Linked DNA regions of Homo sapiens: region 2 is linked to region 1. The links are chromatin loops, found by intact Hi-C in ENCODE. Cell type or tissue: GM12878. All regions are shown on one strand. Links, peaks and the distances in the headings refer to the core of each region. The heading gives the core; the rest is flanking DNA. Region 1 overlaps ARHGAP21 (Rho GTPase activating protein 21). Region 2 overlaps PRTFDC1 (phosphoribosyl transferase domain containing 1).

Region 1 (16,487 bases), core at 6,419-11,418:
TGATTTTTATCTTACTGTCTCATTTCCTTTGATAACTTATTTTCAAGCATATTGAGATCATGAAATCCTTCTTATGTAGAATTTTGTGTTAGTTTAATGGAATCGGAGCCTCCAGTGTAATGATCAGAGTCAAAGCCTAGAATCACTGGAGAGAAAATAATTGCCAGGATTTTATTCAAACTCCTAAGAGATGCTGTTAAAATGCCAAAATTCTGTTAAACAGTTGAATGATTTTGTTTTGGTCTTCTTTCCTTTTGGCAGTTTAGTGAAATCTCTTTTGCCACTTAATTTTCTTTTTTCTTTCTTATCAACCAAGAAATACCGAGCCATTTAATTTTCTGATTATTTTACTTACCCAGTGTTTGCATTTTGCTTTGTTTCTCATATCCTTTATGTATGCACTCTTTTATATTTTAAAAGTATTTTTTCTTCTTGTTGGTTAGTTTTCTGTACTATGATGCAGATTTTTTATAAGAAAAAGGTTAAGTAAAATAATATTTTTGGTGGTAATAGTTGCTTGTAGATAATTAATACCTTGCTGACATCCTGTATTCCCTTAAATCTCTGGAGAATATAAATAATAATTTATAATATAAATATATAACAATATAGTATAACATGTTCTAATGTAATATAATTATAAATAATATTTTAAAGAATTTATGAATATAAATAATCAAAATAAGAATAGTGGGATGGTAGCAGCCAGCTTCAGTGAGTCTTTCGGCAGCTGGGACTGGTCAGATGGCCTTGAGAGAAGGGTGGTCTCGGGATGCCATCCAAAGTTGATGACAGTGGTTGGAGCCCTGGCTCAGCATAGGGGCCTGAGCAGAACATCCGATATTTAGCTTCCTGTGGTATACTGATGAGCAGAGCTCTTCCGCTACATATGTCAATTTTGATTAAGGAGATATGTGCAATAACTTTCTTCACAATCGCTGCACCATTAATAAAAGGAAATATTCAGAGAGGAGGATTTTAGGCTATTTAATGCAGGAAATGTATGATGTTGTATTGGGAATGGAGGATTATAAGCATTTCATTCTTTGGTGCAAAAAATCAGATATAATATCAGAGAGATCTGGATATTACAAAACATAATTAGAAATTGAGTTTCCACCAGTGTTGGAGTGATATTCAGCAGTAACCTTGGTGAAACCTCATTTGGTAAAGGTATCCTGTACTGATGGGAGACTTTTCAAGCATGGTCCATGATCGAAGGCTTTGGGTGGGGTATCAGAAGCATGTTTAGAATTGCTTTCAAAATGTAGCAGCGTTACATGGATCTCTTTTCTGAAGTCTTTGGGAGGGAACATTCACTGAACCCTTCAGCATCTTTTTTTTTTTTTTTTTTTTTTTTAAGAGAGAGAGGGTGTTGCTCTGTGCCCAGGCTGGAGTGTAGTGGCATGATGATAGCTCACTGCAGCCTCAAATTCATGAGCTCAAGTGATCCTCCTGCCTCAGCTTCCTAAGTAGCTGGGACTACAGTTGTGCCCCACTGCCTCCCAGAGTCATTTTTAACTATACTGACCATTTAAACTATTTGAGTTTCTCTGATAGTTAGGGAAACATACTAATTAGGTATGTTTTTTATGAACTTTTAATGCTGGTTATTAGTACAATCACAGGTGTCTTAAATATTCTTGAGGATATTTTAGGAAGTAGGAAGAATAATGATGATGATGAAGATGATAATGATGATGGTAGTGGTGGTGGTGGCAGCTAATTTAACAGTGTACTGGCTGCATTCTAAGACTTTGCATGGATTAACTCATTTAACCTTCTCAACAGCTTCTAAGGTGGGTGTTATTATCACCGCCATATTTCAGATGATGAAACTAAGGTGCAGAGTGTTTAAGTTACTAGCAGGTGGCAGAACTGGACTACAACTCAGGCAGTCTCTAAGTTTCTACCACAGCCTCTCAATAAAGTTCTTTACTCTTGGATGGGTATAGTGGCCCATGCCTGTAATCCCAGCACTTTGGGAGGCCAAGGCAGGAGAACAGCTTGAGGCCAGGAGGTTGAGAACAGCCTGGGTAACATAGCAAGATCTCTATCTACAAAACAAAAAAAAGAAAGTTCTTTACTCTCACATAATTCATTCTTGAAAATACGTAAGAAAGAGGATTCTGGGCCGGGCGCAGTGGCTTACGCCTGTAATTCCAGCACTTTGGGAGGCCGAGGTGGGCAGATCACCTGAGGTTGGGAGTTCGAGACCAGCCTGACCAACATGGAGAAACCCTATCTCTACTAAAAATCCAAAATTAGCCGGGTGTGGTGGCACATGCCTGTAATCCCAGCTACTCGCAAGGCTGAGGCAGGAGAATCGCTTGAACCCGGGAGGCGGAGATTGCAGTGAGCCGAGATCCGCCATCACACTCCATCTTGGGCAACAAGAGTGAAATTCCATCTCAAAAAAAAGAAAGAGGATTCTGTTCCTTTGAAAGGTAGATAACAATAAAAGATCCATTTGTATATCTTCTTTGGACAATAGTGCTGCTGTGAACATGCATGCACAGGTGTTTGTCTGAATTCTTGTTTTCAATTTTTGGAGGTTATACCTAGGAATAGAGTTGCTAGGTCACATGGTAATCCTATGTTTCATATTTTGAGGAACTGCCAAACCGTTTTCCACAGTGGCTATACCATTTCTATGTCTCCACCAGCAATGAATGAGGGTTCTAATTTCTGTACATCCTCTCCAACATGTGTTGTTTTCCATTTTTGTATTATAGCCAACCCAGTGGGTGTGAAGTGGTATCTCACTGTGGTTTTCACTTGTATTTCCTTAATGCCTAATGACTTTGGGCATCTTTTTGTGTGCTTGTCGCCATTTGTGTATGTTGTGTGGAGAAATTTCTGTTCAAATCCATTGCCTGTTTTTAAATTGGGTTGTTTTTTGTTGTTGAGGTATAAGTATTTTTTTTTAATACTTTAGGGTACATGTGCACAATGTGCAGGTTTTTTACATATGTATACATGTGCCATGTTGGTGTGCTGCACCCGTTAACTCGTCATTTACATTAGGTATATCTCCTAATGCTATGCCTCCTCTCTCCCCCCACCCCACAACAGGCCCCAGTGTGTGAAGTTTCCCACCCTGTGTACAGGTGTTCTCATTGTTCAATTCCCACCTATGAGTGAGAACATGCAGTGTTTGGTTTTCTATCCTTGCGATAGTTTGCTCAGATGATGGTTTCTAGCTTCATCGACGTCTCTACAAAGGACATGAACTCATCCTTTTTTATGGCTGCATAGTATTCCATGGTGTACATGTGCCACATTTTCTTAATCCAGTCTATCATTGATGGACAGTTGGGTTGGTTCCAAGTCTTTGCTATTGTGAATAGTGCCGCAATAAACATATGTGTGTGTGCATGTGTCTTTATAGCAGCATGATTTATAATCCTTTGAGTATATGCCCAGTAACGGGATGGCTGGATCAAATGGTATTTCTAGTTCTAGATCCTTAAGGAATCGCCACACTGTCTTCCACAATGGTTGAACTAGTTTACAATCCCACCAACAGTATAAAAGCTTTCCTGTTTCTCTACATCCTCTCCAGTACCTGTTGTTTCCTGACTTTTTAAAGATCGCCATTCTAACTGGTGTGAGATGGTATCTCATTGCGGTTTTAATTTGCATTTCTCTTGATGGTCAGTGATGATGAGCATTTTTTTTTTTTTAATTTATTTTTTTATTGATAATTCTTGGGTGTTTCTCACAGAGGGGGATTTGGCAGGGTCATGGGACAATAGTGGAGGGAAGGTCAGCAGATAAACAAGTGAACAAAGGTCTCTGGTTTTCCTAGGCAGAGGACCCTGCGGCCTTCCGCAGTGTTTGTGTCCCTGATTACTTGAGATTAGGGATTGGTGATGACTCTTAACGAGCATGCTGCCTTCAAGCATCTGTTTAACAAAGCACATCTTGCACCGCCCTTAATCCATTTAACCCTGAGTGGACACAGCACATGTTTCAGAGAGCACAGGGTTGGGGGCAAGGTCACAGATCAACAGGATCCCAAGGCAGAGGAATTTTTCTTAGTGTAGAACAAAATGAAAAGTCTCCCATGTCTACTTCTTTCTACACAGACACGGCAACCATCCGGTTTCTCAATCTTTTCCCCACCTTTCCCGCCTTTCTATTCCACAAAGCAGCCATTGTCATCCTGGCCCGTTCTCAATGAGCTGTTGGGCACACCTCCCAGACGGGGTGGTGGCCGGGCAGAGGGGCTCCTCACTTCCCAGTAGGGGCGGCCGGGCAGAGGCGCCCCTCACCTCCCGGACGGGGCGGCTGGCCGGGCGGGGGGCTGACCCCCCAACCTCCCTCCCGGACGGGGCGGCTGGCCGGGCAGAGGGGCTCCTCACTTCCCAGTAGGGGCGGCCGGGCAGAGGCACCCCTCACCTCCCGGACGGGGCGGCTGGCCGGGCGAGGGGGCTGACCCCCCCCCCACCTCCCTCCCGGACGGGGCGGCTGGCCGGCCGGGGGCTGACCCCCCCACCTCCCTCCCTGACGGGGCGGCTGGCCGGGCAGAGGGGCTCCTCACTTCCCAGTAGGGGTGGCCGGGCAGAGGCGCCCCTCACCTCCCGGACGGGGCGGCTGGCCGGGCAGGGGGGCTGACCCCCCCCACCTCCCTCCCGGACGGGGCGGCTGGCCGGGCGGGGGGCTGACACCCCCACCTCCCTCCCGGACGGGGCGGCTGGCCGGGCAGAGGGGCTCCTCACTTTCCAGTAGGGGCGGCCGGGCAGAGGCGCCCCTCACCTCCCGGACGGGGCGGCTGGCCGGGCAGGGGGGCTGACCCCCCCCCCACCTCCCTCCCGGACGGGGCGGCTGGCCGGGCGGGGGGCCGACCCCCCCACCTCCCTCCCGGACGGGGCGGCTGGCCGGGCGGGGGGCCGACCCCCCCACCTCCCTCCCGGACGGGGCGGCTGGCCGGGCGGGGGGCCGACCCCCCCACCTCCCTCCCGGACGGGGCGGCTGGCCGGGCGGGGGGCCGACCCCCCCACCTCCCTCCCGGACGGGGCGGCTGGCCGGGCGGGGGGCCGACCCCCCCACCTCCCTCCCGGACGGGGCGGCTGGCCGGGCAGAGGGGCTCCTCACTTCCCAGTAGGGGCGGCCGGGCAGAGGCGCCCCTCACCTCCCAGACGGGGCGGCTGGCTGGGCGGAGGGCTGACCCCCCCCACCTCCCTCCCGGACAGGGCGGCTGGCCGGGCGGGGGGCTGACCCCCCAACCTCCCTCCCGGACGGGGCGGCTGGCCGGGCAGAGGGGCTCCTCACTTCACAGTAGGGGTGGCCGGGCAGAGGCGCCCCTCACCTCCCAGACGGGGCGGCTGGCCGGGCGGAGGGCTGACCCCCCCACCTCCCTCCCGGACGGGGCGGCTGGCCGGGTGGGGGGGCTGACCCCCCCATCTCCCTCCCGGACGGGGTGGCTGGCCAGGCTGAGGGGCTCCTCACTTCCCAGTAGGGGCGGCCGGGCAGAGGTGCCTCTCACCTCCCGGACGGGGCGGCTGGCCGGGCGGGGGGATGACCCCCCCACCTCCCTCCCGGATGGGGCGGCTGGCCGGGCGGGGGGCTGACCCCCCCCACCTCCCTCCCGGACGGGGTGGCTGCCGGGCGGAGACACTCCTCACTTCCCAGATGGGGTGGCTGCCGGGCGGAGAGGCTCCTCACTTCTTAGACGGGGCAGCTGCCGGGCGGAGGGGCTCCTCACTTCTCAGACGGGGCAGCTGCCGGGCGGAGGGGCTCCTCACTTCTCAGACGGGGTGGTTGCCAGGCAGAGGGTCTCCTCACTTCTCAGACGGGGTGGCCGGGCAGAGACGCTCCTCACCTCCCAGACGGGGTCTCGGCCGGGCAGAGGCGCTCCTCACATCCCAGATGGGGTGGCGGGGCAGAGGCGCTCCCCACATCTCAGACGATGGGCGGCCGGGCAGAGACGCTCCTCACTTCCTAGATGTGATGGCGGCTGGGAAGAGGCGCTCCTCACTTCCTAGATGGGATGGCGGCCGGGCGGAGACGCTCCTCACTTTCCAGACTGGGCAGCCAGGCAGAGGGGCTCCTCACATCCCAGACGATGGGCGGCCAGGCAGAGACACTCCTCACTTCCCAGACGGGGTGGCGGCCGGGCAGAGGCTGCAATCTCGGCACTTTGGGAGGCCAAGGCAGGCGGCTGCTCCTTGCCCTCGGGCCCCGCGGGGCCCGTCCGCTCCTCCAGCCGCGATGATGAGCATTTTTTCATGTGTCTGTTGGCTGCATAAATGTCTTCTTTTGAGAAGTGTCTGTTCATATCTTTTGCCCACTTTTTGATGGGGTTGTTTGATTTTTTCTTGTAAATTTGTTTAAGTTCTTTGTAGATTCTGGATGTTAGCCCTTTGTCAGATGGGTAGATTGTAAAAATTTCCTCCCATTCTGTAGATTGTCTGTTCACTCTGATGGTAGTTTCTTTTGATGTGCAGAAGCTCTTTAGTTTAATTAGATCCCATTTGTCAATTTTGCCTTTTGTTGCCATTGCTTTTGGTGTTTTAGACACGAAGTCCTTGCCCATGCCTATGTCCTGAATGGTATTGCCTAGGTTTTCTTCTAGGATTTTTATGGTTTTAGGTCTAACATTTAAGTCTTTAATCCATGTTGAATTAATTTTTGTATAAGGTGTAAGGAAGGGATCCAGTTTCAGCTTTCTACGTATGGCTAGCCAGTTTTCCCAGCACCTTTTATTAAATAGGGAATCCTTTCCCCATTTCTTGTTTTTGTCAGGTTTGTCAAAGATCAGATGGTTGTAGATATGTGGTGTTATTTCTGAGGCCTCTGTTCTGTTCCATTGATCTATATCTCTGTTTTGGTACCAGTACCATGCTGTTTTGGTTACTGTAGCCTTGTAGTATAGTTTGAAGTCAGGTAGTGTGATGCCTCCAGCCTTGTTCTTTTGGCTTAGGATTGTCTTGGCAATGCAGGCTCTTTTTTGGTTCCATATGAATTTTAAAGTAGTTTTTTCCAGTTCTGTGAAGAAAGTCATTGTTAGTTTGATGGGGATGGCATTGAATCTATAAATTACTTTGGGCAGTATGGCCATTTTCACAATATTGATTCTTCCTATCCAAGAGCATGGAATGTTCTTCCATTTGTTTGTGTCCTCTTTTATTTCGTTGAGCAGTGGTTTGTAGTTCTCCTTGAAGAGGTCCTTCACATCCCTTGTAAGTTGGATTCCCAGGTATTTTATTCTCTTTGAAACAATTGTGAATGGGAGTTCACTCATGATTTGGCTGTCTGTTATTGGTGTATAGGAATGCTTGTGATTTTTGCACATTGATTTTGTATCCTAAGACTTTGCTGAATTTGCTTATCAGCCTAAGGATATTTTGGGCTGAGGCGATAGGGTTTTCTAAATATACAATCATGTCATCTGCAAACAGGGACAATTTGACCTCCTCTTTTCCTAATTGAATATGCTTTATTTCTCTCTCTTGCCTGATTGCCCTGGCCAGAACGTCCAACACTATGTTGAATAGGAGTGGTGAGAGAGGGCATCCCTGTTGTGTGCCAGTTTTCAAAGGGAATGCTTTCAGTTTTTGCCCATTCAGTATGATATTGGCTGTGGGTTTGTCATAAATAGCTCTTATTATTTTGAGATACGTCCCATCAATACTTAATTTATTGAGAGTTTTTAGCATGAAGGGCTGTTGAATCTTGTCGAAGGCCTTTTCTGCATCTGTTGAGATAATCGTGGTTTTTGTCTTTGGTTGTATTTATATATTCTGGTTACCAAGTCCTTATCAGATATATGATTTGCATCTATTTTCCTCCATTATGTAGGTCGTCTTTTCACCTTCTTTTTTTTCACTTTCTTAGTAATGTCCTTTGCTGCACAAAAGTTTTTAATTTTGATAAAATATAATTTATCTACTTTTTATTATTTTGCTCATGCTCTTGTTGTTAAAAACATTTTGATGAGTGGAAGAAATCAAGCACAAAAGAGTACTATCTGATTCCATTTATATGAAATCCTAGGAAAGAGTAATCTAAACAGGTCTGTGAGTTGGCATGGTGGTTTGCACCTGTAGACCTGGTTACTGGGAAGGCTGAGGACAGAAAGATTGCTTGAACCCAGGAATTCAAGGCCATCTTGGGCAGCATAGCAAATAGTGAGACCTTGTCTCTTTTTTTTTAATTTTTTTTTTTTTGAGACAGAGTCTCTCTCTGTCGCCCAGGCTGGAGTACAGTGGCGCGATCTCAGCTCACTGCAAGCTCCGCTTCCCGGGTTCACACCATTCTGCCTCAGCCTCCCAAGTAGCTGGGACTATAGGCGCCCGCCACCACGCCTGGCTAATTTTTTTTGTATTTTTAGTAGAGACGGGGTTTCACCGTGTTAGCCAGGATGGTCTCGATTTCCTGACCTCATGATCCACCCGCCTTGGCCTCCCAAAGTGCTGGGATTACAGGCGTGAGCCACTGCGCCTGGCCAAGACCTTGTCTCTTAAACAAAACAAAACAAAATCCTCTTCTAAACAGGTCTGTGGTTTCCTGAATTGACTGGGAAAGGGTACCAGGGAACTTGTTAGCATAATAGAAATGTTCCATATCATGGTTATGGTAGTGGTTACATGGGTGTATGCAGTTGTCTAAACTTATTGAACCCTGCACTTAAAATGGGTATTTTTTATCTTATGTATGTTATACCTCAATAAAGCTGATGTTTGTAAAAAGAATATGTACAACCTATCCAATCTACTGTTAATTGACATTGAATTTTTTTCAGTGTTTAGCTACTTCAAACAATGCAGCTATGAGTATTCTTGTATGTGTACTTTTGTACACATTTGTACTCATTTCTAGAGGGTATGTATATCTAGGCATTGCTGGGTCATGGGTATGCATATGATTACATTTAGTAGATGCCGCTAAACAGTTTTCTGAGGGGACCGTACCCATTTACACACTCAGCAACAGTGTATGAGAGTTCCGCTTGCTCTGTATCCTCACTGACACTTGCTGTTGTCAGTCTTTGTAATTTTAATCATCCTAGTGGATGTACAGTGGTGTGGACTATGGCTTTAATTTGGATTTCCTGAAGACTAATGAGGTTGATTACCTTTTATTTGGATTTTACCTGTCAGTTCTTTTTTTATTATTAACTTGTAGGCATTCTTTAAATATTGTGGATGAGGACTTTGTTAGTGATATACTATTAGCAGGTAATTCAACCTGTGACTTGCCTTTCAGTTTCGTATTAGTAATTTCTATAAAGGGAAGTTTCTAATTTTAATGTCCTCTGAATGATCAGTCTTTCCTTTTGTGGTTAATAGTTTATGAGTTCTAGGTAAGAATTTTTTTCTACTCCATGGTCATGCAGATATCCTCCTGTGTCATCTTCAAGATGCGTTATTCACAATTAAGCCTAAAGTCCACCTGAAATTGATTATTTTTGCATATGATATGAGGTCAAGATGAATTTTTTTCCTATGTAGATATTTATTTGGCCCCACACTATTTTGTGGAAAGTCCATACTTTCTCTAGAGCTCTGTAATACCACCTTGATCATAAATTGTATGTGTGTAGATCTGTTTCTAGACTTGCTTCTGTTCCAGGGATTGACCCATGGCTCATTTTTGTACAGCCTCCAAGCTAAGAATAGATCTGTATTTTTATAGGGTTGTTAAAAAAAGAAGAATATGCGACGGAGATTGCATGTGTCCCAGAAAGCCTAAAATATTTACTGTCTGGCTCTTTACAGAAAAAGTTTGCCAACCTTTGTTCTATTCCATTGATCACTTTCTTTGCACCAAAACAACACTATTTTAATTAATGTGGCTTTATAATAAGTGCTGCTATTGGGTAGAATGTCTTCTTAGAATCAAATTTTCAGTTTCTATACCCACATGAAAAAAATTCTGTTGGAATTTTGATTTGTTTTATATTGTTTATAATACTGGAATATTTGAAATATGGAATCTTTTGATCTATGAATCTGGTGTATCTCTCTCATGAATGAGTGTTAAAATGGTCTGCATCTTTTGGGATAATCCTTGGATTTTTCTTCCTTAATCACTTAATGTAGTAGATCATGTTGATAAAGTTTTCAAATATGAAACCAGCCCTGCATTACTGGACTAAACCAAACTTGTCCACAGTGTGTGATGCTTTTTATATATCACCAGATTTGGTTTTCTGTTTTATTTAGAATTTTTGCATCTCTGCTCAAGGATTGCCTTCACCTAAAGTCAGGCCTTGATCTGATAATTGGTGTTGAGTAGCAGACATCAAGATGGAAGCATAAACTAAACCAGGATGAGATATGCAGAAGGCTTATTGGGGGCAATGCTTGTAAAGGATAAAGAAGAAAGCAAGAGAGGACAGGGGAAAACCTGAGACCATGAGACAGGCCTGACCCCTGTGAAAGAAGAGAGGAAAGGAAAGAATTGGTAGGAAGGGCCCCAGCCTGCAGCACAGATCTAAGAATGCCTCTGCTAGGCCAGTGAAGAGTCCCCAGGCAAACACTTGTCTTTTAGAAGAATCCTGCTTTGGGCAGGAATGGGGAAATGTGGCCTCTGTGTGAACATGGTGATGGATCCAAAGGGCGGCAGCTGGGGCTGTCAGTCACAGTCTTCCCCTCGGCAAGTTCTTCAGAAGGAGGTGTGCAGAGGAACAGCCCACCTCCATGCTTGACATGGTTGGCCTTTTTCTTTTCATCCCTGCTCACAGGTTGTATTCTTTTGGGGACCCCAAGTGAAAACATGGTGTTTTCTAGAGCTCTTTTCCTTGGCTGGCCCTGAAGTTCCTTTTTTTTTTTGTCTCCTCAGCCTTTTGAGATTGATGGAAGCTCTGTGCAGCTGGTCAGTCTCTCAGCCATTACTTTGGAAACAGGAAACGCCTCAAGGTGAACAGTTGTGCAAAGCACTGGACTCACCTCTCTGGATTTCCATCTATTTGGAAGCTTGTCCCATTAAGCCATCTCTGCCTTGGTAGCTTTCTGGTGCCTTCACACAAATGTGGTTATACATCGTCTAGCTTTTCTGGCTATTATTCATGGGTGGAAGAGTTGATTCTGTAACCAGCTAGTTCACTGTAGGTAGATTTAGAAATTTTCACGTATGTATTTAATGTAATTAATTATGTATTTATTGTTTAATCTTTTATTTTGAACTTTCTCTTGGTTCATTCTTATATTTTTCTCTTTTCTGAGATTAAAAAATAATTTTTCTTTTATACTTTCTACTTGAAAGGTTAAAGAACATTATTACCCTTCTTTCAGTGGTTATCCTAGAAACAATATGCAAGCACATCGAAGTCTGATGCTACTTAAAATTCTGTTCTACTCTTACAAAATATAAGGACCTTAGAACATTTTAACTCCATTATCTCCTTCCTATCTACATGTTGCTTTTTTTGTTGTTTTTTAAAGAGATGGGGTCTCACTGTGTTACCCATGCTGATCTTGAACTCCTGGCCTCAGGCAGTCCCCCTCAGGCACTACTCAGAGCCTCAGCCTCCTGAGTAGTTGGGATTATAGGCATGAGCCACTGCGCCTGGCTCCAACATGTTACTTATATGTGATGTAATTCTCTCTCCTTTTTTCTGTGAAATATCTGTGTTCTGCCCTTATTTTTGGAAGGTATTTTTGCTGGGTACACAATTATTCAGTAATATTGAAGATATTATTTCATTCTTACTCCATCTCCCATGGCTACTAAATTCTCTAGTTTTTCTTTTTCTTCTTCTTTTTTGTCTTTCTGGTCTGCATTCTAGTTAATTTCTTCCAATATATGTTCAGTAAATTTCTTTTTAGTTAAGTTTTAAAGTTTGATTATGAGAAGTTTTTTAGGGTACTGCAGCAAATATGCTTGATCACTTCTTATAGTTTCTTCACCTGGACTACTTTTAGTTTTATCTTTTTATTTCTTCAGACATGGTAAGCGGAATTTTTTTATAATCTGTGCCTGGTGATTCCTTTATCAGAAGTTTTTGAATCTGTTTCTCTTGTTTGTTTTCTCTGGTTTGTTTTCTAAGCTTTAGCTTAGAATATTGTTGTTTTCCATGGTTTTTTTTTTTTAACTGCTTTGTGTTTTATGACCTTCAAAAATTATTACTTGGGGATTCTTTGAGATCTAAGACAAAAAATCTCTTCTCCAAGTTGATTGGTGTTTGCTTTTGTCCAGGGACAGGCTGTTACCTGAGTTAGCCTAAAAATCCATGTCCATGTGCAGTTTAGCCCATGGCCACTTCTTAGAGTTATCTTTCCCCTTCCTTTTTTTCTTTTTCCTACTTTGTTCAGCTCCAAAGTAGCCTCTGGGTTGGTGGGGGCATTATTTGTAGTTACCCTTCCTCTTAAGTGCGGGAGAGTCTCCTGATAGAGATTCCTAACTGGACTTGGGCTTTTTCTTCTATTTGCTGGGTAGAAAAGTCCTTAAAGTGGATGCTCATGTTCAGTGGCCTGGGCATATATTGTTTCACTGGTATCAATAATATTTTAGGATATAATTTTCTAGCAGCTAGGTTTTACATGTATATACACTATGGTTCAGATATAAATTACCCATCTCTCTATATTAGCCCAGTTAGCTAGTACATGGATAAGTCATTAGATAATTTGCTACCCATGTATTTGTCCTATTAAGATGTAGTTATAATAAAATTACCAAGTTATCTGTAGTTTGCTATTATGGGTAATATTTCCTCATGTAAACTGTATAAACTCACTTATATACATATATACACATGTACACATATGCATACATAAGCACACACAAAGGTAATAAAAGTGATTCTATATGTAGCTAGTAACAAGTTAATTTCAAAATATTTATTTTGTTTTTCTCTAGTGGACAGGTGGGAAAATATGGGAAAGGAGGTCTCCAGGGTTGTCTTCTGACTGACTAGGACATGATTAAAACACTTGGGAGCCTCAGATATAAAGGGGCTGTGATGGTAAGAATATATATACATTTTGACCTATGATGATTTTTTTTTTTTTTTTTTGAGACAGAGTTTTGCTCTTATTGCTTAGGCTGGAGTGCGATGGCACCATCTCGGCTCACTGCAGCCTGCGCCTCTGGGTTCAAGCAATTCTCCTGCCTCAGCCTCCCGAGTAGCTGGGTTTATAGGCACCTACCACCACGCCTGGCTAATTTTTGTATTTTTAGTAGAGACAGGGTTTCACCGTGTTGGCCACGCTGTCTTGAACTCCTGACCTCAAGGTGATCCACCCACCTCGGCCTCCCAAAGTGCTGGGATTATAGGCGTGAGCCTCTGCACCCGGCTGACCTATGATATGTATTTTTAAAAAGAAGATGGAGAAAACATGGAACTTTGCTTGAAAGAGAATTGCTTAGGGAAAAAGTGATAGCTGCTTTCAGATGTTTGAAGGGATATTTTGTATAAGATGAAGTAGATTGGTGTTTCACAATTTTCGAAAGCTATAGACCTTTTCCCTAATTCTCTACTGGAAAATTCTACTCATATTTTGGAGACAATCTGAGTGATTGTTCATGCTATGTGGTAAACAAGTAGGGAATTTCTTCCTCCTGACGTACCTGTTCGAGGGAGGTGGTGGCAGCAGCACGAACCTAATGAAGGCAAATAGAGAAACGAGAGGCAAAGACTGAGCATTAGAATATGCAGGCTAGGCACAGTGGCTCACGCCTGTAATCCCAGCACTATGGGAGGCCGGGGTGGGTGGATCACCTGAGGTCAGGAGTTGAGACCAGTCTGGCCAACACAGTGAAACCCTCGTCTCTACTAAAAATAGAAAAATTAGCCGGGTGTGGTGGCACATGCCTGTAAATCCCATCTACTTGGGAGGCTGAGGCAGGAGAATCACTTGAACCCAAGAGGCAGAGGTTGCAGTGAGCCAAGATCGTGTCACTGCACTCCAGCCTGGGGAACAGAGTGAGACTGTCTGGGGAAAAAAGAGAAAAGAATATACAAAGTAAACTTTTCTTACATACTTTGACTTTTCAGTATTTTTATGGAAAATAATTTCTTTTATGTATTACTTTCAGAGCAAAGATCATTAAGGATAGAAATTGTCTTTTATTGCTGAGTTTTCAGTGCCTAGTAAGTACCTGGTACATATAGTAGGAGCTCAGATGTTTGCTGAGTAAATGTGTTGAATAAAGGGAGGTGCACTGGGGTATTTCTAATGATGACCACCATCTTGAATTGGCACAAGCTTCTAAAATGACTGCTCTCAAAGCTGCAAAATTTACTATGTTAGTATCTAACCTCTGCTGTTGAAGAAGAAAAGCAGATTTCTGACTGCCCTCCTACTTTTCTTTTGTCTTTTCCCATCAACCTCTCTAACACAAAGTGCCAGTGACACTCTTTTGATTTAGAAATCAGTTTCCCATAGCTGCTATGTGTATAAGCTAGAACAGTAATAACAAAAACATGGTAATCTTGGATTTACATAACAACTTGAACTTCCTCTTTGTAAAATAAACTGGTAAAGTAAGGTGGTCAAGTTAGATGAAAGGTTAAAAAAAATATTTTACTTCAAGTCCTGGGAAACCTTGTTTATAGTGATCTAAAATGCAAGGAATTCAACTGGATTCAAGTAGCATTGTCAGAAGTTCCATTTCTAGGAGTAGGTTTTAAGAGTTTGAAAAACAGTGCATGAAGTTAATTTGGCAGCCAAGAAAATAAATGAAATTTAAAAAATCTCTTCAAGGGTTCTAAAACACTTAACATGAAATTTAGGATTGCAGAGAACTAATTGGAGACACTGAATAGATAGGACGATACAGGTGAAAAAGAAGAAAAGTGCATGGCGGAGTATTAATGTTCTGCAGAATATTAATTTCTCCTCTGGAAGGAACTTCTTTATAGAAATGTTACTCTAGAGGTAACTCTGTAATTAGGTAATTTTGAGCTTTTTTTTCTAAATTAATTTTTAAATTTATAATTGACAGTTATACATATTTATGAGATGCAGTGTGATATTTTAATGCATATATGCATTGTATAATGATCAAATCATTGTATAATGGTTTCTTTTTATTATTAAAATTTTTTTAGAGACAAGTTCTCACTATGTTGCTCAGGCTGATCTTGAACTCCTGAGCTCAAGTGATCCTCCCACCTTGGCCTCCCAAAGTGCTAGGATTACAAGACCAAGCTACCATGCTGAGCCATTTTTTTCCCCCTTAAATACAGGGTCTCATTCTGTCTCCCAGGCTGGAGTGCAGTGGTACAATCTCAGCTCACTGCAGCCTCCACCTCAGCCTCTGGAATAGCTGGGACCACAGGCTTGCACCACTGTGCTTGACTGATTTTTGTATTTTTTGTAGCGACAAGGTTTTGCCATGTTGCCTAGGCTGGTCTTGTACTAGGCTCCTGGCTCTGCCTCCCAAAGTGCTAGGATTACAGGTATGAGCCACCACACCTGGCCAAGTTGATTTCATAGAAGTTGAGCTGTGTTTTTTTTTCAGCTGCTCCATAACTTAAGACCTTAATCATAGACACCCCCTAGTTGAGTAGTCCCATTTTCTTTCCTGATTGCTCTCCAGCTAGTTAGCCTACATTGAAAGTACGTGATTCATAAATCCATGTAGTAAAGATTTAATTATAATAGTTACAGTCCCTGTTTTTGATGTTTAACAGATAATTTTTCATCTTTGCTATAAAAACAGAATAGAAATATTTACATGTAAATGCCAAGCACATTAAATCAGAAATATAATTTTTGTTTATTTGTTCCTTTAGCAAACATCTGTTGAGTCAGTCCTGTGAGCCACTCACTAAACTAATTACTGGGAAGGAAGTGATGTGGCCTCTAACCTCACTTCCTTCAGATAGCTGTGCACATGTCACCTGTTAGAGAGGCCTTCCCTGACCACTTCAGAAAAACAGCCCTGCCTTTCCCTCTTCCTTTCCTTCTCACTCTGCTTATTGTTCTCCATTGCAGTTGTCACCATTTCTCATATTACTTATTTCTTCCTCAGCATTTTTCTCTCTCAGTTGGAATGTAGAGCAGAAACTTTATTTTCTTTATCTCTTAAAGCCCAGAACAGTTCCTGGCACATATACATCTAATGAATATATGTAGAATACAGGCTCTGATTCCTTGTGCCATGATCCTACAACAATTTCATGTACCTTTATTTTTGTACTTAGGTAATTATTTTATACTTATATCCTCCACCAAACTAGAAACTACTTTTTTTTTTTTTTTTCTGAGACAGAGCCTCACTCTATTGCTCAGTCTGGAGTATAGCAGCACAATCTTGGCTCACTGGATCCTATGCTTTCTGGGTTCAAGCGATTATCCTGCCTTAGCCTCCCTAGTAGCTGGGACTACAGGCGCTCATCACCACACCCTGCTAATTTTTGTATTTTTTTTAGTAGAGATGGGGTTTCACCATGTTGGCCAGGCTGGTCTCAATCTCCTGACTGCAGGTGATCAACCCATCTCAGCCTCCCAAAATGCTGGGATTACAGATATGAGCCACCACAACTGGCTGGAACTTTTTGAAGTCAGTTTTAACCACCAGGTGAGGGG
Region 2 (16,487 bases), core at 8,077-13,076, 270 kb before region 1:
GTATTAAATTGTATCTTCTGTCTCTTTCCTTTTCTTCACCAGTATGCCTAAAGGTTTTTCAATTTTTTTATTCTTTCAAAGAACCAATTTGTTGCTTTCTCGATTTTCTCTTTTGTGTTTATGTTTTCAGTTTCATTGATTTATGCTTTTATGTTATTTCCTTCCTTCTGTTTGTTTTGGGGTTAATTTTCTTTTATTTTCCTAGTTTCATAAAATGAAAGTTGAGTTCATAGATTTGAGATTTTCTTATTTTCTAATACAAACATATAATGCTGTAAGTTTTCCTTTAAGTACTTCTTTAGCTGCCTCTATACATTTTGATATATTGTGTTCATTTTCATTCAATTCAAACTATTTTCTAATTTCCTCTTTCACTCATTGGTTGTCTCGTGTTGTTTAATTTTCAAGTATTTGGGGGATTTTCCATACATAATTCCTGTATTGTTTCTAGTTGAATTCTGTTGCAGAAACTGTATTTTGTATGATTCCAATTCTTTTAAATTTTTTGAGGCTTGTTCTATGGCCCAGGATATATTTTATATTGCGGAAACTATCACCATTGTAATCCATGTCAAACTAAATACTACTATTTCTTTCTAATTTCTCATACCTTTTCCTTGCGTATTTCTCTAAACAGCACCTCTTAAGGGTGACCACTGAAAAAATAGGAATGTTATTTATAATTTTTCAGCTAGTAAAGAGGATGAAAAGGAATAAAGGAAACTCCAAACTTGATTAATTCAATAGTAGACACAAAATAAGAAACAGGCAGCCTTATTATATTTGTACTACACATAATGAAACAGACACCTGAGATGTTCAGTAACATGCCCAAGGTCAAGCAGCATGTAAGTGGTGGATCTAGTATTTAAATCAAAGTTCCACGCCAGAGCTCAAGACTGTGACCACTGGAGTGTACAGTCTCCCTAGAGATGTGTTGAGATAAATTAGGCTAAAAGGAAGAACATTTGACCAAATGAATCAGCATTATTTTTTCTTGAGCTTTATTTTGACATTCACCTAACCCGGCTAAGCCAGCTTCTATTATTGCTGGAAGAATGACAATATCCATAAATAGACAATTACCTGCTTTTTTTTCTGAAATGTTTTATATGTTGAATTAATAAGCTATCAAGTAGTACCTTCTAAGAAAATGAATATTAACACTGGGTTTTTCTGTAAATTATGGAAAACTATGCTTTGCTTTTCCTCTTTCTGCCCTGCACCATGGAGATACTCCACAAGACATGAACTTTCACTCTACCTGCTTGTTCTCTGGATTCACTTAAAGCTTGCTTGCTGCTTTTAGGAGGCCAAATCCAGAAAAATTCGGAAAGAACCTTGAGCTTCAGGCTTCATACTAACTCCTGAGCATATAGAGACTCGAATCAAAGAGAAACAGGCATAATTCAGCAGTCCCTTGAGCTACCCGATTGTGTGTGTGTGTGTGTGTTTGTGTGTGTGTACATGTGTTTAGAGGCAGGGTCTCGCTCCATCACCCAGGCTGCAGTACAGTTGTGTGATCATAGCTCACTGCAACTTCAACCTCCCTGGGATCAAATGATCCTCCTGCCTCAACTTCCCAAACAGCTAGGACTGCAATCAGATTTAGTGTGTTTTGAGAAAGCTCTATCAGGGTGGAAGTGGGAGGCCTTTTGGGATATCTATTCTAAGGGACTTTGAGTGGAAAAACAGGAGGATTTGAGGGAAGTATTGTTAGGTGCCAGCAAGTGACTTTTTAGACAGCTTTTTTGTATGTGGATGCATTATTTGCCAAGTTTTTTCCCTTTATTCTCTCTCAAATGTTGCCCTGGTTTAAAAGCTCATTAATTTATATGCAATCCAATGTGAGGATAAAGTGTAATTCAGAGGTGCAACATTCTGATCTCATTGTTTCCCACCAATTTGGTTAGCTAACCTCTGTACAAAATACAATCTTCAAACTACAACTTCAAGGCTTTAAAAATTGAGGATGAATGTTATTTTAGGCAAGCCACAGTTGCCCTAGATCCTGCCCCATGTTGTTTGAATGTGCCCTGCTTTGTATGAATAATTCCTGCATGTTGGCAACACCAAGAGATTTTTTGGAGCTAAAATACAACTCACAGTGTAACCACAGTAGGGCCGAGAGATTTGCCACACAGGGGATGTGGGCCCCTGGGGAAGCTGGCGTTCGTATTAAAGAAGCTCATTAGAGCTAAGGGTTAGCCACAAACCTGCTCCCTTGAGGGAAGAGAAACGCTAAATACATTTTTTCTCTCTCATTCCCACAGTTCAGAACAAAGGGTTTAAATCAGTCAGCTCTTGTTATCTGTGCTTGTGAGGAATGGGAACAGAATGGATAAGCCAGGTTCAGTGTCTTTAGTTTTAGTGAGTAGTCTTTACCCTACACCAGGGTGAACTTTTGCTGAACTGTTTCCAAGTAGCAAGGGTGCCTGGAATTGAAAGCCTCCCTTTCTTTCTTTCTTTCTTTCTTTTTTTTTTTTTTTGAGACGGAGTCTGCCTCTGTCGCCTAGGCTGGAGTGCAGTGGCTGCGATCTCGACTCACTGCAAGCTCCGCCTCCTGGGTTCACCCCATTCTCCTGCCTCAGCCTCCCGAATAGCTGGGACTACAGGCGCCCGCCACCACGCCCGGCTAATTTTTTTGTAGTTTTTTAGTAGAGACAGGGTTTCACCGTGTTAGTCAGGATGGTCTCTATCTCCTGACCTCGTGATCTGCCTGTCTCGGCCTCCCAAAGTGCTGAGATTACAGGCGTGAGCCACTGCGCTCAGCCGAAAGCTTCTTTTTCTTGGCACGGTGGCTCACACCTGTAATCCCAGCACTTTGGGAGGCCGAGATGGGCCAATTACCTGAGGTCAGGAGTTCCAGGCCAGCCTGGCCAACATGGTGAAACCCCATCTCTACTAAAAATACAAAAATTAGCTGGGCGTGGTGGTGGGCACGTGTAATCCCAGCTACTTGGGAGGCTGAGGCAATAGAATCACTTGAACCCGGGAGGTGGAGGTTGCAGTGAGTTGAGATTGTGCCACTGCACTCCGGCCTGGGCAACAGAGCGAGACTCTGTCTTAAGAGAAAAAAAGAAAAAGAAAGCCTCCTTTTCTTTCTGAGACAGGAAATCTGTGTTTAGCAGAGTCTCACCTTGGGCTTTGGGTGAAGAAAAAAGACTCCAATTCTTTGAAGATAGTAGAAGAGTTCCTCAGTTGTGGGGGGGTGCCAGATGGGTCCAAAGTAGGTTTATAGGTAAGCACATGCACACACACATACATATTTTTAAGTAAAAATGGAGAGGAAAAATAAAGAAATAGGAAAATAGAAGAAAATAAAGGACTAGAAGAGGGAAGATGAGAGACCACAAAAATTCTAAAACTTACCATATTTCACTAAATCTAAAGGCATCATAGATTGTTACTTTATGTACCACTATGAAAGAAAAAATGCTCTAAATTAAGCCATGATTTGACATGGATTGTATGTAAGATGCATCTTGATTTGGGAGATATTATAACAAAAAATGTGTAACTTGGAGTTAGTGAAAATTGGTAGCGCCTCATCTTTTTCAGCAATTTTATTTGCAAGTGTTCAAATAGCTGAAATATAACAGAAAACATTGTCTTTACTCTTTGGTCATTTAAAAATCTTGGGTCCTGTGCCGGGTGCAATAGCTCACGCCTGTAGGATCCCAGCACTTTGGGAGGCTGAGGCAGGCAGATCACAGGGTCAAGAGATAGAGTCCATTCTGGCCAACATGGTGAAACCTCACCTCTACTAAAAGCACAAAAATTAGCTGGACGTGGTGGTGTACACCTGTAGTCCCAGCTACTCGGGAGGCTGAGGCAGGAGAATCTCTTGAACCCAGGAGGTGGAGGTTGCAGTGAGCCAAGACTGCGCCACTGCACTCCAGCCTGGTGACAGAGCAAGACTCTGTCTCAAAAAAAAAAAAAAAAAAATTGGGTCCCGCAATATCACTTCAATACTCTTTTGCAAACAGTTGGGTATTTCCTTTGAAGCTACAGATTTTTTCCATGTTAGTGTCTAAAATATTTTTTAACATCCTCAAAACATTTTTGCAGACTTCAAAGGGAGAGTTATTAACTAAAGAGTACATCAGGAATAGGCCTGGGTGGTTTGAATCAGTTCATATAAATCATTAAAAATTAATCAGAAGTATTTATGAAAACCAGAACATAATTTCTCTGTGACCTCTGGATAGAAACGCTGAAACATCTGTCTTATTCCTATGTGTACTGAAACAAAGAGTATTGACAGTCCTGTTTTCTCTTTGACTTTTGGTTTTTAAGAGGTATTTATGATGGGCTTTCAGCAGGGCATGGATGAAGAAACTTGGCATGAAACAAATATCTAGTTTGGCCTAAAAAGAGATCATCTAGCATTGCTCTAGGCAAGTTTACTCTGAGATAGTTAATTCTATGAAGTGAAATTTTTTTTTAAAGTGAAACCAAAGCCCATTTATGTAATAAGGTTAATCTCAGTATTTTTTGTTATCACTCCTTACAGCCTTTTTATTTTATAAATATCCATGCATTTTCTTGACATACATTCTTCATATTCAAATTTATTCCTCTAGAGAGATTCTCATTAGAGTTTGTTTTTCCTTGTGAAAAGCAAACACTGAGAGGGAAAATAAGAGAATGATGCAGAAGGAATTATTAAATTATAGTATCAATCCAGTGTTGAGAGATCACTCTGGGGACAGAGCTGTGCTCAACTTAGCTGACTGCAACAGGCTGGGGTTGAATCCAGGACCAGGAACAGGACCCGGCCCTGGAGCAGACATCTCGGGGAATGGACTCACTCTGCTACAGATGTGAGTTGAAGTCCAGTGCAGCAGGGGTCATAAGTAGTTGAAAGATGGATGAAATGGCCGGACGCAGTGGCTCATGCCTGTAATCCCGGCACTTTGGGAGGCCGAGACAGGCAGATCACTTCAGCTCCGGAGTTCGAGACCAGCCTGGGCAACATGGTGAAATGCCAGCTCTACTGAAAATACAAAAATTAGCCAGGTATGGTGGCGGGCGCCTGTAGTCCCAGCTACTCAGGAGGCTGGGAAGGTTGCAGTGAGCTGAGATTGTGCCACTGCACTCCAACCAGGGTAACAGAATGAGACTCCGTCTCAAAAAAAGATGGATGAAAGATCACAGCCTTCAGAACTCCAAGTATTAGGTAGCCAGTATCAGCCCACTTGTGTATGTTGGTACCACTGCTAATAAAACATAATATTCACTGAGTACTTAGGGCCAACTATTGTCCTAAGTGCTTTATATCTATTAGCTTATTAAGCCCTTGCAAGATCCTTATAAAGTTTCACAGGTAAGAGCATGGAGGCCAGAGGGGTTAGCTGGGTTCCCAAGAACACACAGCTAGAAGTGACATCCAAACTAGGTCCTTTAACACCATGTCTGTCTCCTGGATCTGTGGAAGAGGAAAAGGACTCCAGTCCCTAGGAGGTGGACTGGCAGGAGAAGAAAGCCCTCTAGTTCTGCAGGAGTACTGGGCAAGTTCCCAGGAAGAGACGTGGGCACAGGACAAGGGACAAATCCAGAGCACACAGTGGATACTGGAACTTGGGAACAGAGCAGAAAGACCAAAACCATTGTGAGAGGCATAACATTCAGTTGCTGGGCATCAGACTCCAGTTGGCTGCCTAGCAGTTCCACAGAGTTCCAACCCCACCTAAGGTCGGATTTCTTCCTAGCGATTTGATGAGGTCGAGCCAGTAGATGAAGTGGGGATAGGATAGGGAGCAAGTGACTTAACAGTTAGGAGGGAGGAAGCTGGAAACTAGGAAGGGTCAGACCCACAAGAAAGTGTATGTGTTATTAGTATTAATCACAACAGATGCCTGAAGATTTCAGTTGTATTTCACGTTGTCTGCATTTCCTCCGTTTATCATTTGAAAGCTTGCTGGTCCCATGAAACTTAAGCATGCTATGTATATATACAAAAAATATGCTTGTATTAATCTGTTCTCATGCTGCTAATAAATACATAACTGAAACTGGGTAATTTATAAAGGAAAGAGGTTTATTTATTTTTTTAATTATATTTTAAGTTCTAGGGTACATGTGCACAATGTGCAGGTTTGTTACATAGGTATACATGTGCCATGTTGGTTTGCTGCACCCATTGACTCGACATTTACATTAGTTATTTCTCCTAATGCTATCCCTCCGCCAGCCCCCGACACCCCCTCCACAGGCCTCAATGTGTGATGTTCCCCGCCCTGTGTCCATGTGTTCTCATTGTTCAACTCCCACCTATGAGTGAGAACATGCAGTGTTTGGTTTTCTGTCCTTGTGATAGTTTGCTAAAAATGATGGTTTCCAGCCTCATCCATGTCCCTGCAAAGGACATGAACTCATCCTTTTTTATGGCTGCATAGTATTCCATAGTGTATATGTGCCACATTTTCTTAATCCAGTCTATCATTGATGGACATTTGAGTTGGTTCCAAGTCTTTGCTATTGTGAAGAGTGCCACAATAAACATATGTGTGCATGTGTCTTTATAGTAGCATGATTTATAATCCTTTGGGTATATACCCAGTAATGGGATCCCTGGGTCAAAGGTATTTCTAGTTCTAGATCCTTGAGGAATCACCACACTGTCTTCCACAATAGTTGAACTAATTTACACTCCCACCAACAATGTAAAAGTGTTCCTATTTCTCCATATCCTCTCCAGCATCTGTTGTTTCCTGACTTTTTAATGATAGCCATTCTAACTGGAGTGAGATGTTATCTCATTGTGGTTTTGATTTGCATTTCTCTGATGACCAGTGATGATGAGCATTTTTTTTTCATGTGTCTGTTGGCTGCATAAATGTCTTCTTTTGAGAAGTGTCTGTTCATGTCTTTTGCCCACTTTTTGATGGGGTTGTTTTTTCTTGTAAATTTGTTTAAGTTCTTTGTAGATTCTGGATATTAGCCCTTTGTCAGATGGGTAGATTGCAAAATTTTTCTCCCATTCTGTAGGTTGTCTGTTCACTCTGATGATAGTTTCTTTTGCTGTGCAGAAGCTCTTTAGTTTAATTAGATCCCATTTGTCTATTTTGGCTTTTGTTGCTGTTAGTCTGATGGGCTTCCCTTTGTGGGTAACCCAACCTTTCTCTCTGGCTGCCCTTAACATTTTTTCCTTCATTTCAACCTTGATGAATCTGACAATTATGTGTCTTGGGGTTGCTCTTCTCGAGGAGTATCTTTGTGGTGTTCTCTGTATTTCCTGAATTTGAATGTTGGCCTGCCTTGCTAGGTTGGGGAAGTTCTCCTGGGTAATATCCTGAAGAGTGTTTTCTAACTTGGTTTCATTCTCCCCATCACTTTCAGGTACACCAATCAAACATAGATTTGGTCTTTTCACATAGTCCTATATTTCTTGGAGACTGTGTTCGTTTCTTTTCACTCTTTTTTCTCTAATCTTGTCTTCTCACTTTATTTCATTAATTTGATCTTCAATCACTGATATCGTTTCTTCTACTTGATCGAATCAGCTATTGAAGCTTGTGCATGCGTCACGAAGTTCTCGTACTGTGGTTTTCAGCTCCATCAGGTCATTTAAGTTCTTCTCTACACTGTTTATTCTAGTTAGCCATTTATCTAACCTTTTTTCAAGGTTTTTAGCTTCCTTGCGATGAGTTAGAACATGTTCCTTTAGCTCAGAGAAGTTTGTTATTACCGACCTTCTGAAACCTACTTCTGTCAACTCCTCAAACTCATTCTCTGTCCAGTTTTGTTCCATTGCTGGTGAGGAGCTGCGATCCTTTGGAGGAGAAGAAGAACTCTGGTTTTTGGAATTTTCAGCTTTTCTGCTCTGGTTTCTCCCCGTCTTTGTGGTTTTATCTACCTTTGGTCTTTGATGTTGGTGACCTACAGATGGGGTTTTGGTGTGGATGTCCTTTTTGTTGATGTTGTTGCTATTCCTTTCTGTTTGCTAGTTTTCCTTCTAACAGGCCCCTCAGCTGCGGGTCTGTTTAGTTTGCTGGAGGTCCACTCCAGACCCCGTTTACCTGGGTATCACCAGCGGAGGCTGCAGAACAGCAAATATTGCTGCCTGATCCTTCCTCTGGAAGCTTCATTCCAGAAGGGCACCCACCTGTATGAGGTGTCTGTCGGCCCCTTTTGGGAGTGTCTCCCAGTCAGGCTAAATGGGGGTCAGGGACCCAATTGAGGAGGCAGTCTGTCCGTTCTCAGAGCTCGAATGCTGTGCTGGGAGAACCACTGCTCTCTTCAGAGCTATCAGACGGGGATGTTTAAGTCTGCAGAAGTTGACTGCTGCCTTTTGTTCAGCTATACCCTGCCCACAGAGGTGGAGTCTAGAGAGGCGGTAGGCCTTGCTGAGCTGTGGTGGGCTCTGCCCAGTTTGAGCTTCCCAGCCACTTTGTTTACATACTGAAGCCTCAGCAATGGTGGACGACCCTCCCACTGCCCAGCTACAGCATCACAGGTTGATTTCCGACTGCTGTGCTAGCAGTGAGCAAGGCTCCATGGGCATGGGACTGCTGAGCCAGGCACAGACAGGATGGAATCTCTTTGTCTGCCAGTTGCTAAGACTGTGGGAAAAGTGCAGTATTTGGACAGAAGTGTACGGTTCCTCCAGGTACAGTCTGTCACAGCTTCCCTTGGCTAGGAAAGGGAAATCACCCAACTCCTTGTGCTTCCAGGTGAGGCAATGCCCCACCCCACTTCGGCTTGCCCCCTATGGGCCGCACCCACTGTCCAACCCGTCCCAATAAGATGAACCAGCTACCTCAGTTGGAAATGCAGAAATCACCCATCTTCTGCATCAATCATGCTGGGAGCTGCAGACTGGAGCTGTTCCTATTCAGCCATCTTGGAAGCGACCCAGGAAAGAGGTTTAATGGACTCACAGTTCCATATGGCTGGGGAGGCCTCACAATCATGGCAGAAGGCAAATTAGGGGCAAAATCATATCTTACATGGTGGCAGGCAAGAGGGCATATGCAGGGGAACTCTCCTTTATAAAACCATCAGATCTCATGAGACTTATTCACTATCATGAGAACAGCATGGGAAAACCCCACCCCTGTGATTCAATTACTTCCCACAGGGTCCCTCCCATGACACATGGAGATTATTACAATTCAAGGTGAGACTTGTGTAAGCGCACAGAGCCAAACCATATCAATGCGGTAATCAGTTTAACTGATATATACCTGATCTTTTCCAAAAAGGATCTAATGATGTATTTTATTAATTATGCCCAGATAATTTCTCATTTTCTGCAGGAAAATAATTGCAGGCAGCAAAATATTAACAATTATCCTTATTTTATGTTAGGTTATTTTTATCAACATTTTGTAACTGATATAGAATGTAAAATTTAGCATCAAGACCAGGAAAATCTTTTTGAGATTACATATTCCATTTGTATTTTATAAAACACATGAACTTTAAAGTCTAGGAAAGTTACCAGGAAATAATTTGGATTTGGTGGGAAAAAGCAACACAGTTGGATATATAATAAAATGGTTTGGGGAAAATATTTATGGAAAAATAATGCCTTTGACAATTGTTTATGATGCTCATTGTACTATAATAAAGTTTGAGTTTAATGGTTTTATTGTCGTTTTAACCCATAGTGTATATTCCTTTCTTGCATGAGTTTGCCATTATTAAACACAGCATTATTGTTAATCACTCAGGTAATTCAACATGCTTACAATCTGTAGCTTTCAAGGACAAGAATTATTTAATTTTCTACTTATTAATTTGGGATTCATTTGGAGGAGGACAGTTTTGACATTTTTTTGTTTGCCTAGCTTTTTTTTTTTTTTTTTCCTAGAGAACAGAAATGAACTCAAACAGACATTGACAAATAGGAGAATAATGTCATTAAAAACAGGATGACTCTTGGTGAGGAAAAGGGCACAACAGTACGTCAAGGGCCCCCACAGCCCACGCCACAGAGAGGAATGACTAGGCAGGAGTGGAAAGGAAAAGGCCAGCAGTTGGTGATGAGTCAGCAGTACTTTTGCTAAAAATGCTAATCTAATACAGCAGTGGGAAGTGTTGGTTAGCATGTGATCATCGAGGCCTGGAATGACTCCTTCCTCTCTGCAGCTCTCAGGAGTCCCTGTTGAAGGACCGGGATGGGGGCTTTGGTGCCCTATAGACCTCTGTGTGTTGTTTTGGGGTGTGGATCCTCCTCTAATTAGGAAAGATAGCTAGAAGGCAGGCTCAGAAGTCTGCCCCAACTCACACTTCCAAAATTCACATTGGCGTGTGTAAGAGATCTGAGAAATGAAAATGTGTGATATTCTCCCTCATCTTCATATTAAGATAATTTCTTAGGACAAAAATGATTTTTAAACATACCCCTTACTCCAGCGATATCTGAGCCCTGATCACTCAGGAAGTGATAATGACACCTTTGTTTTTTGTTTTTTTGTTTTTTTTTTAATCACTTGTAACCGCTGTGTTGTAGGCAGGGAAATACTTAACCATGAAAGTGACATATTCTTGTTTTATTCCTATACTTAAAGCAAAAGCTACTTACTTTCAGTGTAGGTCAATTTAGATCTGCAAAACAGAATACCATTTTAGATGCTTTGAGGCAGTGTTCCTGTAACAGAATTGTTAGTAATTTTAGAAGATTAGTGAAATATTTTATTTTGAAAACCATTATGGAATTCCATGTTTGTTTCTTTTAATGGATAAATTTAAATATATATCAAATGGATAGATTATTGTAGACTTTTTCAGGGATAGTTATTTTTCCATCAGCAGTACTGTTAGACTACTCTATGCAGAATACATCTACTAGAATGACTTATTTCCTTTTTTGAAAAAAAAATTGAATTTTATTTTAAGTTCCAGGATACATGTGCAGGACGTGCAGGTTTGTTACATAGGTAAATGTGTGCCATGGTGATTTGCTGCATCTATCAACCCATCACCTAGGTATTAAGCCCCACATGTGTTAGCTATTTATCCTGATGCTGTCGCCGCATCTTCCATCCCCAACAGGACCTAGTGTGTGTTGTTCCCCTCCTTGTGTCCATGTGTTCTCATTGTTCAGCTCCCACTTGTAAATGAGAACATGTGGTGCTTGGTTTTCTGTTCCTGCATTAGTTTGCTGACTATAATGGCTTCAAGCTCCACCTATGTTCCTGCAAAGGACATGATCTCCTTCCTTTTGATGGCTGCATAGTATTCCATGGTATATATATATATACACACACATATATATATACACACACACTCATATATATATACACATATATATATAACATTTTATTTATCCAGTCTATCATTGATGGGCATTTGGGTTGATTCCATGTCTTTGCTATTGTGAATAGTGCTTCAGTGAACATAAGTGTGCATGTATCTTTATAATAGAATGATTTATTATATTCCTTTGAGTATATACCCAGCCATGGGATTACTGGGTCAAATGGTATTTCTGATTCTAAGTCTCTGAGGGATTGCCGCACTGTCTTCCATAATGGTTGAACTAATTTACATTCCCACCAACAGGGTAAAAGCTTTCCTATTTCTCCATAGCCTCACCAGCATCTATCGTTTCTTGACTTTTTGATAATCACCATTCTGACTGGCATGAGATGGTATCTCATTGTGGTCTTGATTTGCATTTCTCTAATGATTTGTGATGTTGAGTTTTTTTTCATGTTTGTTGGCCACTTAAATGTCTTCTTTTGAGAAGTGTCTGTTCATGTCCTTTGCCCATTTTTAATGGTTTTTTTTTAATGTAAATTTGTTTAAGTCCCTTGTAGATTCTGGATATTAGCCCTTTGTCAGATGCATAGATTGCAAAAATTTTCTCCCATCTATAAGTTGTCTGTTCACTCTGACAATAGTTTCTTTTGCTGTGTGGAAGCTCTTCAGTTTAATTAGATCCCATTTGTCAATTTGTGCTTTTGTTGCAATTGCTTTTGATGTTTTTGTCATGAAATCTTGGCCCATGCCTATGTCCTGACTGGTATTGCCTAGATTTTCTCCTAGAGTTTTTATAGTTTTGGGTTTTCCATTTAAGTCTTTAATCCATCTGGAGTTAATTTTTGTATAAGATATAAGGAAGGGGTGCAGTTTCAATTTTCTGCACATGGCTAACCAGTTCTCCCAGCACCATTTATTAAACAGGGAGTCCTTTCCCTATTGCTTGTTTTTGTCTGGTTTGTCAAAGATCAGATGGTTGTAGATGTGTGGTCTTATTTCTGAAATCTCTATTCTGTTCCATTGGTCTATGTGTCTGTTTTTGTACTTGTACCATGCTGTTTTGGTTACTATAGCCTTATAGTATATTTTTAAGAGAAAGACTTATTTCTAATATATCCTAAGATATCTTTCTAGTTTATTAGTACCAGGTATAGGATTTTAAAAGTTGAATTTGATTTACTTAAACTAATAATAATATATTGATTGATTACTATTGAAAGTACTATTTTAAGTGCCTTATAAATATTATTTCATTAGTGCCCACCACAACCTGATAAGTAAAGTAATTTATTATCCCCATTTTACATGTAAGGAAAGTGATCCACAGACAGTTTAAGATAGAGCTGGCCGAGAATGGGGCTAAGATGTAAAACTACACAGGCTGATTCAAGAGCATGGAGGCCACAGTCTTTCCACACTGCTTCCCAGAAGGAGGGCCCCATTACCACCGTTCACTTTGGCAAGGAACTCATTTTTATGGGTTTTCCTTTGTTCATTTGTAAAATGATGAGGTTGGATTTCAAGATCTGTAAGGTCCCTGACAGATTTGAAGTTATATTATCTTTAATGTCTTGGAACGTCTATTGAAAAAGGACAGATTGGACCAGGCATAGTGGCTCACACCTGTAACCCTAGAGCTTTGGGAGGCTGAGTGGGGAGGATTGCTTGAGCCCAGGAATTCAAGACCAGCCTGGGCAACATAGTGAGACCTAGTCTCTACAAAAATCTAAAAATTAGCCAGGCATGGTGGTATGCATCTGTAGTCACAGCCCTTGGGAGGCTGAGGCAGGAGGATCCCATGAGCCCAGGAATTCAAGACTGCGGTGAGCTATAATCCTTACTGTACTGTAGCCTGAGCAACAATGTGAAACCCCATTTCTTAAAATAAAAATAAAATAAAATAAAAAAGATATTAACCACACATATTTGATTTGCATTCTCCACTAAAATGACATGGATATATATAATATGATATGATATGATATGATATAGTTAAAAGTGACCTCATATGACAAACTGGACAAGAGAGAAGACAGCAGGTCCAGAGAACATGAATGTAATGGCATGGAGATAAGTTGGACCCAAGTGCCTGCAATGAATGACACCAAAGAAGAACCCAGTTAAATGAGGCCTTGAGAGACTTAGTGCTCCAGCAATGTCAGGGACAGCAGGCAATGAGATGATGTCATTGTGAAGATCATTGGGACTCCCTGGTCCTCCACCCCACTTCCATTGTTGGAAGTCAGGTGACAGCTCTCCTCCCCTCCCACCCAGCCTCATCCCCTTCTACCACTATTGCAGGAAACTGAAGATTAATTTTTCAGAAAAAAATGAACCAAAAAAGTACCAAAAACACGGACACCAGGTAAAACAGAGGCCTGGGGAGATCCAGCTAAACTTTTTATATGAGATTCTGAGACCATCAGCTCTCTTCCTTAGCAGCCGGGCATGTGACCACTCGTAGCCCCCACCAATGAGGCACTGAGGTTTGACAGTGAATGTTCTTTGAGGAAACTGAATGGTTGTAAAGAAAAGACCTCCATCTATTGCATTTGGGACTCCCCCACTGAAAAGGACATCTGTCTCCATGGGAATCCACTAGTAAATCCATCTGTCATCAATCTCTGCCCCCTGATGGACACATAACTCTTTCCCATCAGCTCTTTTGGTGTCTCACTTAGAAGCAAGGAGCACAGTGTCTAGCATGAAACACCAGATGAAACAGAACAAAATAAAACTAAAAAACCCTAAAAAAGGAACCCCAAGAAAATAGAGCGAGAACAGAGAACAGAAGAAAACATCAAAATATTATGTTTAACATTCCCATGGAGAAAGAATAAAATCTTGGTATCTCTAAAGTAAGAACAAGAGTCTGTAACAGAATAAGAGAAGACAAATAAGAGGAGAAGAAAAATTTCTCGGAAGTTAAAAAAATGTGTACTGCAACAGACACACTTGCTTTTTCTATCCAACAACCATCCCTACCCCCACCACACTTTCTGCATCCCATTGCAGAGGCTGCTCACACCAGCGGCTTGCTTTCCCAGCCTCCCTTGCAGTTAAAAAATGGGGCATTTGACACAGTAAAGGGAAGACTGCTGAGAGTCCTCCCAGAGGGAATGGTTTACTTCCCTGATGAAAAGTAGATTATGGGAGGAAATCTCGCTCTCTTTAGCAAAATGTTATTTTGTCTTTAAGTGACTCCTGGAACTATGGCAATCTCCTTGGGTCATTGAAAAGACAAGCATATGAATGCAGCTAATTACTGAGGATGGCAAAGGGGAAGGGGACAGAGCCTGGATCCTCGAATACACCATTGAGCTGAGGATCTACATACAGGGTAATGAGAAGATACACATATATGGTAATTGGACTGTAAGGGAAAATCTAAAGTTTAGGTGGAAGAGATAGCCTTGTTGGGAAAGAGGTGATGTTATTGAGGGTTCCAACAAGCCCTAAATTGCATAGCCCATTCACTCGCCAAATAGTTACACTCGTATGTCAGGATTTTACATTCTAGGTAAAACAGACAGGAAATTGAAAATAAAACAAAACGAGAAAAGAAGAAATATGCCAAAAAGTGGAAAATGCTGTGGAGAAAAAGAGACAGAGTAGGCTGGAGGGGTTGTGGGGAGTGGTCAGAGAAGGTGTAAGTAGCGCCATTGAAGCAGAGACTTGAAAGAAACAAAGGCTCCCCATGCAGACAGGGGAAGTCAGTCCCAGGAAGAGGAAGCAGCAAGTGCAATGGCCCTTAGGTGGCAATGTGCTTGACACATTTGAAGAAAAGCAAAGGAGGCCAGAGAAGAGTGAGAAGAAATTAGTCAGAGGTGACTTGGAGAAATAATGAGAGGTGAAATCTTGTAGATTCTGTCAGGCCACTGTATGGAGTTAGCCTTTTTCTCTGAGTAAGTAGGAAGATTTCACTGGGTTTTGAGCAGAATGTCATTATCTGACTTATATTTTAAAGAATAAGTCTGTGTGTGGTGCTGAGAATAGAATGAAAGGGGTAAAGGTTGAGCAGGGAGATGGCTGAAAAGATATTGCAGTAATTGCAGTGAGAGATAACGATAGCTGGAACCTGGATGGTCACAGAGGAGCTGGTGAGCAGTATTTGGATTTCTGTATATATCTTATAGGTAAAGACAAAGCCATCACCCATACGTGCTGATGAATTTTACATTAGTGGACATTGACATGGCTGTAAGGTTTCTGGCCTGAGCAAGTGTATAAACTGAGTTGCCATTTACTAAAATGGGGAAGATTGTGAAAAGAGGAGCTTTGGAAAGGAAACCAGGGGTGTGGTTTTGGAATATTTTTCCTCCTAAACATCCAAGATAAGCAGGCAGTTGGATATACCAGTCTGGAGTTCAGGGAAGAGAGGCAGAGGATTAAGATGTTTGTTTAAACGTGGTCAATGTATAGAAGGGATTTAAAGCCGTGCTGAAGAATGGGTCATCCAGGGAGTGAAGGTGGATAGAGAAGAGCTCTAAGGACTGATACCTGGAGCTTCCCACTATTTGGAAGCTGGGAGGACAAGAAGAAACTAGTAAAGCAGTCTGAGGAGGAGCAACCAGGGAATCATGTCCTGGAAGCTGAGTGAAGCAAGGGCTAATCAGCCACTGAATGCAGTTAATAGAACAAGTAAGAAGACTGAATGTTGACCACCATAGTTAGCAAGATGGATACTGTTGTTGACCTTGATAAGGGCTCAAGTGTCTTTAAGAACAAAGAACCAGTCAGGTTCAGCCAAGGATGATGTGTCAGCAGTAGCAGCCTCTCTGGACACCCAGTTATGGGAAGTGGAGTGAAACAGTGAAATGACCCCTTGCCTAGGGAGTGGGCACAATTCCAACATTGCCTATAGGGATATGGAAGCCAAATGTGAGAAATGGTCATGAAAAGGAACATAAGAAGCTCTGATTTTACCATTTAAGTCAAGCAGTTATGCCTTTTGGAGCTGTTATTTATTTGGAAGCACATTAAAGGAAGCTAGAGGACCCATTTCCCTGTCCAAATGTCAGGAGTCTTTGAAAAGGCAAGCATAATGAAGAGAATATGGAAACCATAAACACAAACTTTAGAATAAAGACGCATCTGGTGCAAATTCCAATATCACATGCTAATTTTTGATACCAAGTTACTGAACCTTTCTGAATCTTAGTGTTCTCTTCTATAAAATAAGGCTAGCCATGTGTGTCTCATGAGATTGTTTTTTTCAACTTTCATATTAAATGCAAGGGGTGCATGTGTAGGTTTGTTACATGGGTATATTG

What was found. Hi-C counts contacts between places; a loop is a spot of excess contacts. Peaks named below come from ENCODE experiments on the same cell type or tissue, not always from the same donor. Only the 100,000 strongest peaks of a DNase experiment are listed, where the experiment ranks them.
Region 2: it touches region 1 in a loop (3-fold over the local background); 1 of 110 quality-filtered maps calls a loop at or near these places.

What each region holds. Positions count from the first base shown.
Region 1 is chr10:24,645,260-24,661,746 of GRCh38, reverse strand. All of the region lies in intron 4 of ARHGAP21 (Rho GTPase activating protein 21), which reads left to right. It also overlaps the pseudogene COQ10BP1. Among named protein-coding and RNA genes, the nearest start is that of ARHGAP21, 70 kb to the left of the region's middle. RefSeq lists a silencer at 15,744-15,833. In GM12878, for the core only: no CTCF peak of the experiment used is centred there; DNase peaks (open chromatin) are centred at 8,547, 8,946 and 9,116; H3K4me3 peaks cover 1,448 bases; H3K27ac peaks cover 2,032 bases.
Region 2 is chr10:24,915,043-24,931,529 of GRCh38, reverse strand. The region is part of intron 3 of PRTFDC1 (phosphoribosyl transferase domain containing 1); the gene reads left to right. Among named protein-coding and RNA genes, the nearest start is that of PRTFDC1, 29 kb to the left of the region's middle. RefSeq lists a cis regulatory region at 9,993-10,003 and an enhancer at 9,926-10,070. In GM12878, for the core only: no CTCF peak of the experiment used is centred there; DNase peaks (open chromatin) are centred at 10,069 and 10,234; H3K27ac peaks cover 746 bases.